2 separate regions of the Homo sapiens genome follow, and region 2 is linked to region 1. Evidence: chromatin contacts called from ENCODE Hi-C or POLR2A ChIA-PET data. All regions are on one chromosome and are shown on one strand. Each heading gives the region's core, a stretch centred on a gene start or an enhancer-like site at or near the end of the contact. The rest is flanking DNA. Distances are from core to core; before and after follow the strand shown. Region 1 has its middle 84 kb from the start of CT47B1. Region 2 has its middle 110 kb from the start of GLUD2.

Evidence for each region. Hi-C counts contacts between places; a loop is a spot of excess contacts on that map. ChIA-PET counts read pairs that join two places held with the same protein, here RNA polymerase II (POLR2A). Pooled maps may share reads with other maps.
Region 2: a map with no recorded cell type shows a loop between it and region 1 (5-fold over the local background). The contact joins two enhancer-like sites. A Hi-C loop is called at or near these places in 5 of 37 single-sample maps with no recorded cell type and 12 of 50 pooled maps. POLR2A ChIA-PET finds 5 or more read pairs at or near these places in 2 of 52 experiments (activated B cell and activated naive CD8-positive, alpha-beta T cell).

Annotation. Positions count from the first base shown.
Region 1 is chrX:120,789,197-120,794,996 of GRCh38, forward strand. No RefSeq gene overlaps it. Among named protein-coding and RNA genes, the nearest start is that of CT47B1, 84 kb to the right of the region's middle. Within about 2 kb of position 2,200, at least 4 of the 41 ENCODE cell types and tissues checked have a DNase peak (open chromatin) inside an H3K27ac peak, as active enhancers do.
Region 2 is chrX:121,158,153-121,163,952 of GRCh38, forward strand. No RefSeq gene overlaps it. Among named protein-coding and RNA genes, the nearest start is that of GLUD2, 110 kb to the left of the region's middle. RefSeq lists an enhancer at 3,224-3,473. Within about 2 kb of position 3,424, at least 2 of the 41 ENCODE cell types and tissues checked have a DNase peak (open chromatin) inside an H3K27ac peak, as active enhancers do.

The DNA of each region.
Region 1 (5,800 bases), core at 950-3,449:
AGAGAGAAATTTCGTTAATGATCTACCCACCTTGCTCTCAGGTATGCCTCCCATGTTTCAAGGTTCCCTATGTACCTTTAATTTTGATAATAATTAGGAAGCTTGTAAGCATTATCAGGAAGCAACTGTGTGCCCTGGTTGGGGGAGGGTGAATACATCTGGGCATTAAGTAACTGGCCCTCAATCTCTCTGAATGACATTTCAGTGCATTTTTTAAGGATCAATTTTCATACTTCATTGTGGTGGCTGATTCTGGTATGCTGGACAGAAAGGTTTATGATGCCCAATGGGTTAATCAGCTTTGACCAAATCTTTCTTGAAGTACTAAAATGGAGTGTAGCTCTCATCCACAGCAGCTTTCTCCCTCTGCTCATTAGTTCATGTCGGGACTTTAATAGTACAAAGCAAAAGAAAGAGGGTGTGTGTTTGCGTGTCCCCATTTGCCTTTTCCCTCTATACTCACCAGCTGAGAGTAATTTATTTGTTTCCACAAGGGGAAATGTGGAGATAAATGCCTCAATGATTAAAGTCCTGGCCTATAAGTTGGAAAACCTTGGTTCTAGAACTAGCATCACCTGTGACTTTCTTTATGACCTTGGATTTATTAGCTAGATTTTTCTGGGCCTTTGTGTCCTTTCTGTAAAATAGGATGGTCTTGATCATCCCATTTCACAGGGTTGTTGAATACCTAATGAGATAATATACCTGGTCATGCTTTGGAAACTCATTAGTGTTTTATGGATATAAGAAATGATTATTATACTCAACAAATTCTGATTAGATATTCTGCGTTTTTTCTCATGCCCTATTTAATAACAATCTTATAACTTAAAGAATCAAAATATAAATTAAATAACTCTGTATATTTTACAGAGGTAAAACTTAAATTACGGGTTAAGAATTTTCAAAGGGCCAAAGAAGAAAAAGCCTCCAATAAAAAGCACAAGGGAATTTATTTTTGTCTAGTTGACTGGTCTTTCAGAAATAAAAAAGAAGCCATTTCAGAACTGACCAGTAGATGTCAGTGTTTGACAAGCACATAGCTGTTTGCTGAGGCTCCCGTATTAGCATCTGGCTCCATTTCAGCTAGCAAGTTTCTCTGCAAAGGAGAGGGAGTTTGTGTAACTGAAGCAAAGATTTTGCTTTCTCACTTCTCGCCCTGTCTTGCGGAAAACAGCATGATGCTTTGGGTAAGTCGTCGTTATCTTCACTTTCAGTGATTCCCTTTATAGATCTGCAGTCTGCTGAGAAGTTTAAAACACAAAATTAAACATGTGCTTAGCTCCCTGAAGGCCACATACTTGTTTTTCTTCACAAAGGTGCTTTTCCTTTTCCAGACCCACCTTCCCTTCATCCTACCCTTTGTGTAATATTAATCAAATATAGCCAGGAAATACTGCTGTTTGGGGACCAGGTTCCAAAGCTCTTGAAACAAGGATTTTATTTTTTGCTGCAGAGTGACACTTGCTCTGATTTCAGATGAAATTGCCATTTTCTAAAAATGGCAGCTACTTGGTGTGTCATTTTTCAAAAGAAAATGTGATCACATTGTAGCTGCGCTAAGCAGCCTCTTTCAGTCCTCTTTCGTTTTACACTTTTACTGGAAGGCTTTGAAAGAGGCAATGCAATTAGGTTCCAGTTGTCTCTGTTGAACTCAGAGATGCTCACCTTTTCCTGGGGAAGATGAATTCTTGTTATGTTGGTTTCTTATCGCATCCTGGATTAGGGAGGAAATGTGCAGCGAATTCAGACTAGGGATGGTGATAAAATCAACTGAGCTCTTTGAAAAGGCCACCCGCCTTGGGTTTCTGGAATTCAGACTTGTGGGGCTTTTACTCTTGAACAATTTTTAAGGATTGGGTAGTCAGGTTTTCTTTTCTTTTTCTTTCTTTCCTTCTTTCTTTTTCTTCTTCTTCTTTTTTTTTTTTTTTTTTTTTTTGGTGCCTGTGTTGCCCTTTATAAGCAGCCAGCTCAGATGCATTTAGAGACCATTTTTGTGGAATGATTTGGAACTGCAATCTCCCCTCCTTGGTTTGCTCTCATCCTTTTTGCATTTCTATTGGCCAAATGGAATGAAATAGTTCAATGTCATAAAGTCAGAGGTGGCTTTAGGCTTTGGGCACACTTTCTGAAGACCAATGGAGGTGGTCTGGGTGTGACAACGCCTACCAGTGTGGAGTAGTGCCCTGCTGCAGCATTCTTAGTGGCTGCTGGCCAAGAACTGGCCTTGTCCTGGGAAATGAGTCATCAGACATAAGCAGCTTGTTCTTGGAGGCAGAGCTGGCATTGGTTTCAAGGTCCTCTTGCATTTGGTGCACATCTGCTACTGCTTCACTGTGTCTCAACCTCCCTGGGTCCCCTCTCAGCAGTGTTCATAGTCTTGGAGGAAGAAACGTTCCCCCATTTCCCAGAAGGCTGATTTTCCATCACCTTGCCACTTCCCAACTCATTCCAGAGAACTTATCCCTCCTCAACTCCTGAAGGACCCTTTTTTTTTTTTTTTTTTTTTTGAGATGGAGTCTCACTCTGTCACCCAGGCTGCTGGAGTGCAGTGGCATGATCTTGGCTCACTGCACCCTCCACCTACGAGGTTCAAGCGATTCTCCTGCCTCAGCCTCCTGAATAGCTGAGATTACAGTTGCGCGCCACCACACTGGCTAATTTTTGTATTTTTAGTAGAGAACGGGTTTCACCATGTTGGTCAGGCTGGTCTCGAACTCCTGACCTCATGATCCACCCACCTCAGCCTCCCAAAGTGCTGGGATTACAGTCATGAGCCACCATGCACAGCCAAGGACCTTGTTTCCATACATAAAGAGGTTGAAGGTCTGGACCTTTTAGTCTGACACCTTCAACCTCTTCCTTACCTTGATGCTTCCCCTCTGCTTTCCTGCAAGTGAGGTAGTTAAGAGCAATAGTTTTGGAGGCCAACATACCATAGCCACTTGCTACCTGTCTGACATTAGGCAAGATCCTTTATTTCTCTGAGCCTCAGTTTCTTTGTTATTATTTTTTGTTTTATTTTAAATGAACAAATAACAATTGTATATATTGTATATTTATAGGACACAATGTGATATTTTTATACATGTTAATATTGTGAAATGATTAAATCATGCCTATTAACAAATCAGTCACCTCATATACTTTTTTTGTGGTGAAAACATTTCAAACCTATTCTTTTAGAAATTTTGAAGTATACGATGTGTTATTATTTATTATAGTCACCATTTGGTACAATTGATTACTAGCAATACCTACCTTGCTGTGTTTTGTGATTAGTAAATGAAGTACTATATGTAAGGCAACTAGCACTTTGTAGGAGCAAAGTAATCTATAGCTGCTGCTGTTAATTTTGTTGTTATTACTATTCTACTTGTTGCCGGCCTGCTCTCATCTCACTCTCCTCCCTTTAACTGTTCAATATTTTGAATGACTAGGTTATCCTTATATTCATTTACATTTACCATTTACTCACTATCCATTCCCTCTTGTTTTGGCAATTATATTTTAAATTCCAAAGGTTCTTCTTGTTCTCTGTTTTTTTGCTTGTAATATCTTGTCCATATTTTATTTCATTTTTTTTTTGAGGCAGAGTTTCGCTTTTGTTGTCCTGGCTGGAGTGCAATGGTGAGATCTTGGCTCACTGCAACCTCCACCTCCCAGGTTCAAGCAATTCTTCTGCCTCAGCCTCCTGAGTAGTTGGGATTACAGACACCTGCCACCACGCCCAGCTAATTTTTTGTATTTTTAGTAGAGATGGGGTTTCACTATGTTGGCCAGGCTGGTCTCGAACTCCGGACCTCAGGCCATCCACCCGCCTTGGCCTCTCAAAGTGCTGGGATTACAGGCGTGAGCCACTGTGCCCAGCCTATCTTGTCAATATTTCATAGATGCAAAGATCATTTCAAACTAGTCTGAAGAAAATAATTAGAATTTAAAAAAATCTCCATTGTTCCTAGAATTATTTTTATTCTAGGGTCTTTTTATGTTTTCTGCTTGTTTCTGTTTGCTCAATTATCCTCTCTTCTCTGATTATTGACATTTTATCTACTTTTTCTAGGTCCAGTTCAAATGACATATCCACTATGATGTCATCCTTAATCCCCATAGTTGGAAGCAAATACTCCCTTCTCTTCTTCACTTCTATAACCCCTGGTTTGCACTTTTTTTTTTATTACATAGCACCATATATTGTATAGTTAAATGTTTGTTTTTGTGTTTCAGTTTGACATTCTCCTTGGAATATAAATTCCTGAGGTCCAGGACTGTGCTATACATGCCAACCACTCTGTGTGTGTTCAGTACTGGGCTCCCTGCCTTTGTAGGGACACAGAAGGATCTTGCTGGCCATCAATACAGTGTGAGAATCATGAAACTTAAGTAAGAATGTCCAGTAGATCAAAGATTGAAGTAGTAGAGAACACAGTGGATCTTTTCTATAAATCTTTGCAAGTTGGCCTTGGGTTGAGACGAGTAAAGTGGAGACTTGCCTGAAGTGAGAGCTGGACATGACTTTTTGTGATTCTATAGAGACAATGGCTGTGGGCCCTGTGAGACTGCATTGCTGGGATACCCTGTCCCCCTGTAGCAAATGGCCAATAGCTTCAAAGTAGATGTGTGTCAGCATGGAGCTAAGTTTGGTTTCAGTAGTGGGTTTGGACTGTGTCAGGATTTCTTCAGGGGGGATTAACTCATGTCTGAATATTTTAGCCCAAACTTCTCAGCAGGAAATTCCTTCACAGTAAACATCATGTTACAAATGAAAAGGTTGTCTCTCTTTTTGTCCAAAGCCTGTCAATCTCACACATATAATACAAGGTCAAGGCGAAGGCTTGACTGATCTGACCAGTAAAGATACAATGAACCACTTTTAGATTTAGACAGTTTATTATTTACATAGACAGCTGAAAGCAGAATAAGCCTTAAAGTGCCAGATCCCTGTGATCCTTGTCCCATACGCTACAAAGGATGACATGGAAAGAAAAGAGGCTGGATGACTGCATTGCACACTGTGGGATACCCCATTGCTGAGGAGCCTATTCCAGGGTGCCTCCAAGCAGTTTTATGTTCTGTAGCTTTGTATTCACCATAATACGTAATAATATAAATTTATATTTATAACTTTTATTTGTATTTTATATTTATATAAAATTTATATTTTATAAATTTAAATGTACATTTATGTATTATACATAAAAGCAGTTTTATGTTCTAAGGGGGGCATAGCAGAAAACCCCATACCTCATCAGAATCAGGCAGGTGATGAGAAACGATCTCATTGCAGCCCCTCCAGGAGAGGGAGGGAAGTGAGTGAGAGACTTCCTCGTAGCAGCTCCTTATAGGCTTCTAGTCCTCTAATGTTCCAGAAATAGCACAATGCGTTCCACCAAGACTCAGTCTGTGGTTCAGCCTTTGCCTGCATGCTCTATGTGGATGTGTGGTAAGGTCATCAGGATTCCATGGCAGAGCCAGTTTCCTACAATGCCATTCCTTCTTTGATACCTAGTCACGTGTTGACTGATAGTAACTTTGGTTTCTACATGCTGAAGACTTCTGACAACCTCCCCCTCACACCCCTGCTTCTCTAGAGTCAGAGCTTACCTATTTCCAACAAAACTATTTATAGAATTTGCCCTTATTCTTATTGTTCACCCTGTTCCTTATCCTTCCTAATCAAGTTTGGCTGATTCACTTCCTTGCTTTCTCATACAGGGTTCTTTCATCACAAGAAACATCTAAGAAACTTCCTGATCAGGACAGGAATTGGCTTCTAAATCTGGGTCTCTATGAGCCTAGC
Region 2 (5,800 bases), core at 2,174-4,673, 370 kb after region 1:
ATGGTGGTAAGTGGTATAGAGAGAGCAAAGGCAGTGGTCTTAAGTGCCTGTCAGAAGCAGGTTTGAGCTTTCTTCCTGTTCAGCAGATGCCTGCTCTCTCATTGGCTTACATATTTGTGAAAAGTTGTTATGCAATTATTCATTAAACTACTGGCTCGAAATGTTTGCATTTGCAATGGATGTCCTTAATGCCTTACCTCTAGGGAACAATGGAATTTCAGAAACTGAGGCAGGCTGACATAGAGACATAGTTTCCTTGGCCCTTGTACCACATGGTGTAGGCAGCTGTCCATTAAGCCTGTGCTTTCTTAGGGTCAGCTTGGTACTCAATGCCCACTGAGCACCATGGTGATCTGTCAATAGTCGGTTAATTTGTCTCTTAAGAAAAAACATGTGGGTGTGTTGATACTGGGGCTCTAGCTAGAGTGTGAACTCCTTGAAGAGAGAGACTGTTTTTAACTTGGCTGGGACTCCCCAGAAGGCTCTATAATATGGGAGAGCCTTGTGGGGAGGGGGATTTCTTGACTAAATCTGCTGATCAATGTGGGGGTTCTCTTTTTACATTATGCCTAAACCAGAATGGAGAGCAACACTTTAATATAGTGCAATCAAGATTGGTTGTCCTGTACCTTACATCCCAGAGTGCTCTCTTAACTATAAGTCTGAGACTTAAATAAAATCTAGTGCAAAGGAAGTGAAGGATAGATGAGGAACAGCCTGGACCATCAAACTTGGTTGCTTTTATCACACTATCATTTCTCAGAAATTTCAAATGCTTCTTATTGAAAAATGAGAAGAAAATGAAGGAATCACATCTTATAGTATCCAGAGAAAAATGTGCTTTAATTAGCCAGATCCAGTCTTTCCTTATTGGAGGAATGCCAGTTTTACTAATGGAAAGAGTTTTCTCAGACCATCTGTCAGTTATCACAGCAGTCTGTGCTTAACCCTTTCTGTGCCAGCAGGAAAAAATTCACTAATCTAGTAAATTGCTCCATCAGGTGATTTGGAGAATAAGGCATGGCATCTGCCTTCGAGGGGCTTAAAATTTAATAGGCAAGACAGGAGACATACACGACCATGTATAAAGCAGGCAGAATGCACTAAGCATTATAAGAGAGCTACCAAATGTGGTGGAAGCATTAATGAGAGGAAGATTACTCTTGGCTAGAGGCTAGGGAAGTCTTCATGGAGGCACCTGAAGATAGATGAAAAGGGCAAAAATTGTGGGCATTCTGGGTGGAGGGACTACTAGCATGTTAAATGCCATACAGGGGAAAAAGTCCAGGGCAGGTCTGTACAATGAATGGGAATAGTCTAGTGTGATAGCAGTATAGGATGTGGAAATAACAGTAGATATGGTATTTCAGATTGTTTGGGGATCACATGAAAGAGGCATTTGACTGTCAGATTAAGAGGTAGGCATTTTATTCTATAGCGTAGACAATGGATTGTCAGTGCCTTGCTCAGAGCTGTGCTTTATTTGGGCATCCTAGGCAGTATGAGTTAAATGCTGAGCTATTTTCTCTAACCTCAGGGGAGGTGGAAATGGATCCCTGGCTTCTGCTATTCAAGATGTGATGCATTGGGTTTTGCAGATTTAGAGCTATATTTTTCTTTTATTATTTGCTACTGGATTGATAGCCCTGAGGTCACTGCTTAGGATAAGACATCTAGCCTGGCTGGGATGAGAGGGTACATTTTTCTGCTGGACTTTGAATCCGTGTAAACTTTGTAGGTTTTGAGTTAACCTGAGCCAACGTTTTATATCAGCTTGATGTTCTTTATGTTATAAATTATGTATGTATTTACATATGTATGTGCATGTATCCAAATTTTTGGGGGGTGGGGGATAATTTTTATAACTCAGTTGTTCTGTATTTCATGGAATAAAACAGCTGGAGGTTAGGGGTGCTGGTGAGGAGGATGTGGAGTCACATCTTAAATATCTATATTTTTATTCTCCAAGTTCCTTCTGGCTTAGTGCTATCAAGAGGCTTACATTATGGGGTACATTTTTATTAATAGGAATAGTACCAGTGTTTCTCAAAATCTGGCCCTCCTTGAAAATCTGCCACAGAATTCACCCAGACAGGTACCTGCTTGGGCTGAAATCAGAGACCATATAGCAGCTGCCTGTTTAATAAGCTAAACACGAGATTCAGATACATGCTTAGATTTGAGGACTACTTAAGTTAACAAAAGATTAAGAGCCAAGAAATGGATTTTTGAATTTTAAAAAGGTGAAAAATGGCAGATAATAAAGCTATTAAAAGGAGTTTTGAAAAGCCTAGGAAACTTGAACTTTTGGATATTTTTCTTTTAATTTGGCAAGATAGGAATTTTTCAGTCAAAAAGAAAATTTTGTGGTAGAAGGACCTTCACATCTTGAAATAGTCTTTCTCCTTTTTTCCCCCCTCTCTCTAGAAATCTGACCTATTCCTAAAGGCTCATCTTCTCTTACATGTTCCATGACCACTCTAGTCAATGAAAATTACCTTGGTTTTTAGAGTTGCCTTCTCTTATATTTGACATTCAGCCCTAGGGCCTCTTTTATTTTTAACTTGCCTACAGTGGAGACTTCACCTTTTAATTAGGATTTACGAGCTTCATGCCTGTTGATATGGTCTCTCCAACTATCCATGTTTATCACCCAGTAGGAGCCAAATAAATGCTTGCAGTGTGCATGAGAGTATTTCAGAGGACATAATGCAACTTTGCTTGAGGAACATGAATACCGAAGCTGTGTTGAGGGAAAGTGAACTTAAAACACATGGTTATATTCACTAAAATAGTCAAATATTGAAAAAAGTAGTGTGCAGAGTTCTCTTTCTCCCCAATAGTTTTTAAAGAAATGTGGTGAACCAAAATTCTTTATTTTCATTTATGAGAAATAAACCCATTTCCATAACTCACCGTTCATTTCAACACTTTCTTTCAATTTCACCTATGACTCAGACTTGGTTTATTTCTGGCAGCACGTTGTCTTTTAACTGAGAAGTGAAAAGAACTCAGAACAATGACTTTCCAACTCCTCTAGTCCTTCTATAATAGTCCTTAAGTGCTGAGAGATAGTCGTTTGTGTGTTCGCAGATTACATCATCCATTATACTGGCCCTGTCTTGGGATCCTTTTCTTCCTTTTGGAATTTGATAACTGACTTTCTTTAATTTCATTTGTAGAAATGCATCTTACCCATTTATCCCTTCCCCCTCATTCTCCCTTTGAAGCCATAGTGTCCCTGATTTTAGTGTGGGGGACTAGGGGTGGGTGGGAATTGATGCCTGCCTGGGGGTTTTTAAGTACCAGAAGCAACATTATTTCTATATTTTTTGTTCTGCCACTGAAAATGCCTCAGCCCACACATAACTAGTTCTGGTTCTCTTCCTGTTCCTCCGCCTACAGCATCCTCCCGCTCCTCTTCAGATGTCTTCCCCCCTTCACAGCAGGCCACTTTCCTTCACAGTTCCAGAATGGTTTCATTCATCACTGTCACAGTCCCTGTCAATAGTAAACTCTGCCATCTTATCTATGGCCACCAGTAAATGAGTTTGCATTTAACATTTTAAAGAGTTTTCTTTGTTTCTGACATTCTCCACCCACTGATACTTGTACTTATGCGGCTTGCTGTCACCTTTTTTTTCCTGCCAGTTGGTTGGCAGGAACCAATCTCCCCCAGAAAATGCAAGAGGATTGTCCTGTCACTCAGAAAATCTTTCTAATCTTAATCTGACATTGGTTACAAGTGCTCACGTTCTTCTTTGGGTGAGAAAGACAGACTTAGGAAGAGGAACAATTTGAGAATTTGGCAGAGGTAGCTGAAAGTTGCAAATGATTAAATTGGACACTGGGAAATTTTGGATTTGACTTCCTGCCCTGGGCTGACCTGCTGTCAGTTCTGTGTAAATTACTTAGTCTATTTGTGTCCTTTTCTGTGCTATGGGGATGATGTTAATTTCTAAATTGGGATGGGAGGTAGGTAATGGATACCACAATTTGAACTATTAAAGTATCAACAATAATATTGTTTGTTGAAAGCTTGCTATGTGAAAAGGTGCTAGGTGATTTGTACCCACGATGTCTACTTCTCAAGACAACATTGAGCAACTTGGGGCCCAGAGTAATTCAGTGTCTTGCTCAAGATCACACAGCCCCAGCTTGTACGCAGTGGAACAAGAATTTGAACATAGATCTGTCTGGTTCCAGAGTTCGCACATGTATGATGACTTTGTTACATAAGACCAGAGTAGTACTGAGCACAATTGGGTGTTCTCAGTGATTTGTGTCTCGCCCTGCCTTGGTCTCCTTCAGGATATCAACTGATGTTGGGTTTGTGTGTGACTAATAGTGTCAGTGTTTGAATTTCAGTTCGGCCATTTGCCAGCTACATAACTTTGGGCAAGTTATTTAGTCACTCTGTGCCTATTATCCACATCTATAAAATGGGCTGATAAAGGATGATAAAAACATTTACCCCATAGATTTGTTGTGAGTCTTGACAAGTAAACACATATAAACAACTTTTGTTTAACATATTGTAACCCCTCAACGATCGTTATCTATCATCATTCTCAGCTGCAGCATTATTTCCCTACAGTGCTTCTCTGCAGACCTGTTCTGACTGGCTGTTCGACCATGCTCCAGATGGATTCTTCCTTTTATCCGTGTGTGTGTGTGTGTGTGTGTGTGTGTGTGTGTGTGTGTGTAACAACTTGTTCAGTTTTTTTTTTTTTTTAATATTAGAGCCCCACTCTCTACCTTCCAAGGTGACTGACCCTTCCAGGATAAATTAACTCATTCTGTGATATTAGTAGTAGATGATTTATTCTTGACTAGAATTTCTGTTGACATGATTCTTTAACCCCAAGACGTAAAATCATTTAGTGCAGATTGCAGGGATGGGGTGGGTTGGGTTGTGGTGTAGTTTGGACTATAGCACGTTTTCTTCAAATAGAGCAGGGCCACTTTTTTCTCTTTTATGCATACATTCAATTTCCTGGTAAATTTTTTATTTGAATGATAATAATAGCAAGCACCTACATAATACTTAACTTTATGCCAGATATTGTTCTCAACACCTCATATTATCTCCTTTAATTCTTTTTTGTCTTTTTTCTTTTCTTTTTTTTGCGACAGAGTTTCACTCTTGTTGCCCACGCTGGAGTGCAATGGCACAATCTTGGCTCACCGCAACCTCCGCCTCCCGGGTTCAAGCAATTCTCCTGCCTCAGCCTCCCGAGTAGCTGGGATTACAGGCATGTGCCACCACACCTGGCTAATTTTGTATTTTTAGTAGAGATGGGGTTTCTCCATGTTGGTCAGGCTGGTCTCGAACTCTTAACCTCAGGTGATCCACCCGCCTCGGCCTCCCAAAGTGCCAGGATTATAGGCATGAGCCACCGCGCCTGGCCTATATCCTTTAATTCTCAAAAAACCTGTGGGGTAGATGTTCTTATCCTCATTTTCCATAAGTTAAAACACAGAGAGGTTAAGTAACTTGTTCAAGATTGCACAGCTAGGAAGTGGTAAAACTGGGATTTGAGCTCAGACAGTGCCCTTAACTAGTACAGTATATTGAATCTAACTGAAGAAAGGGTTGCCCGGGCATTTTGGTAAGTTTGAAAACCACTTATATTTATATTGGAAATTTAGGGCACAAACCTGTGCAAAGGTTGGGTGATGTCAGAAAGGTGTCAGCCTGAGATTGTAGTTTTGATTTTTTCAACATTTCTATATTTTTAATTGTTCCAACATTTTATTTACTTTTTAGTAACTGACCTGTAATTTTCAAACACTTCTC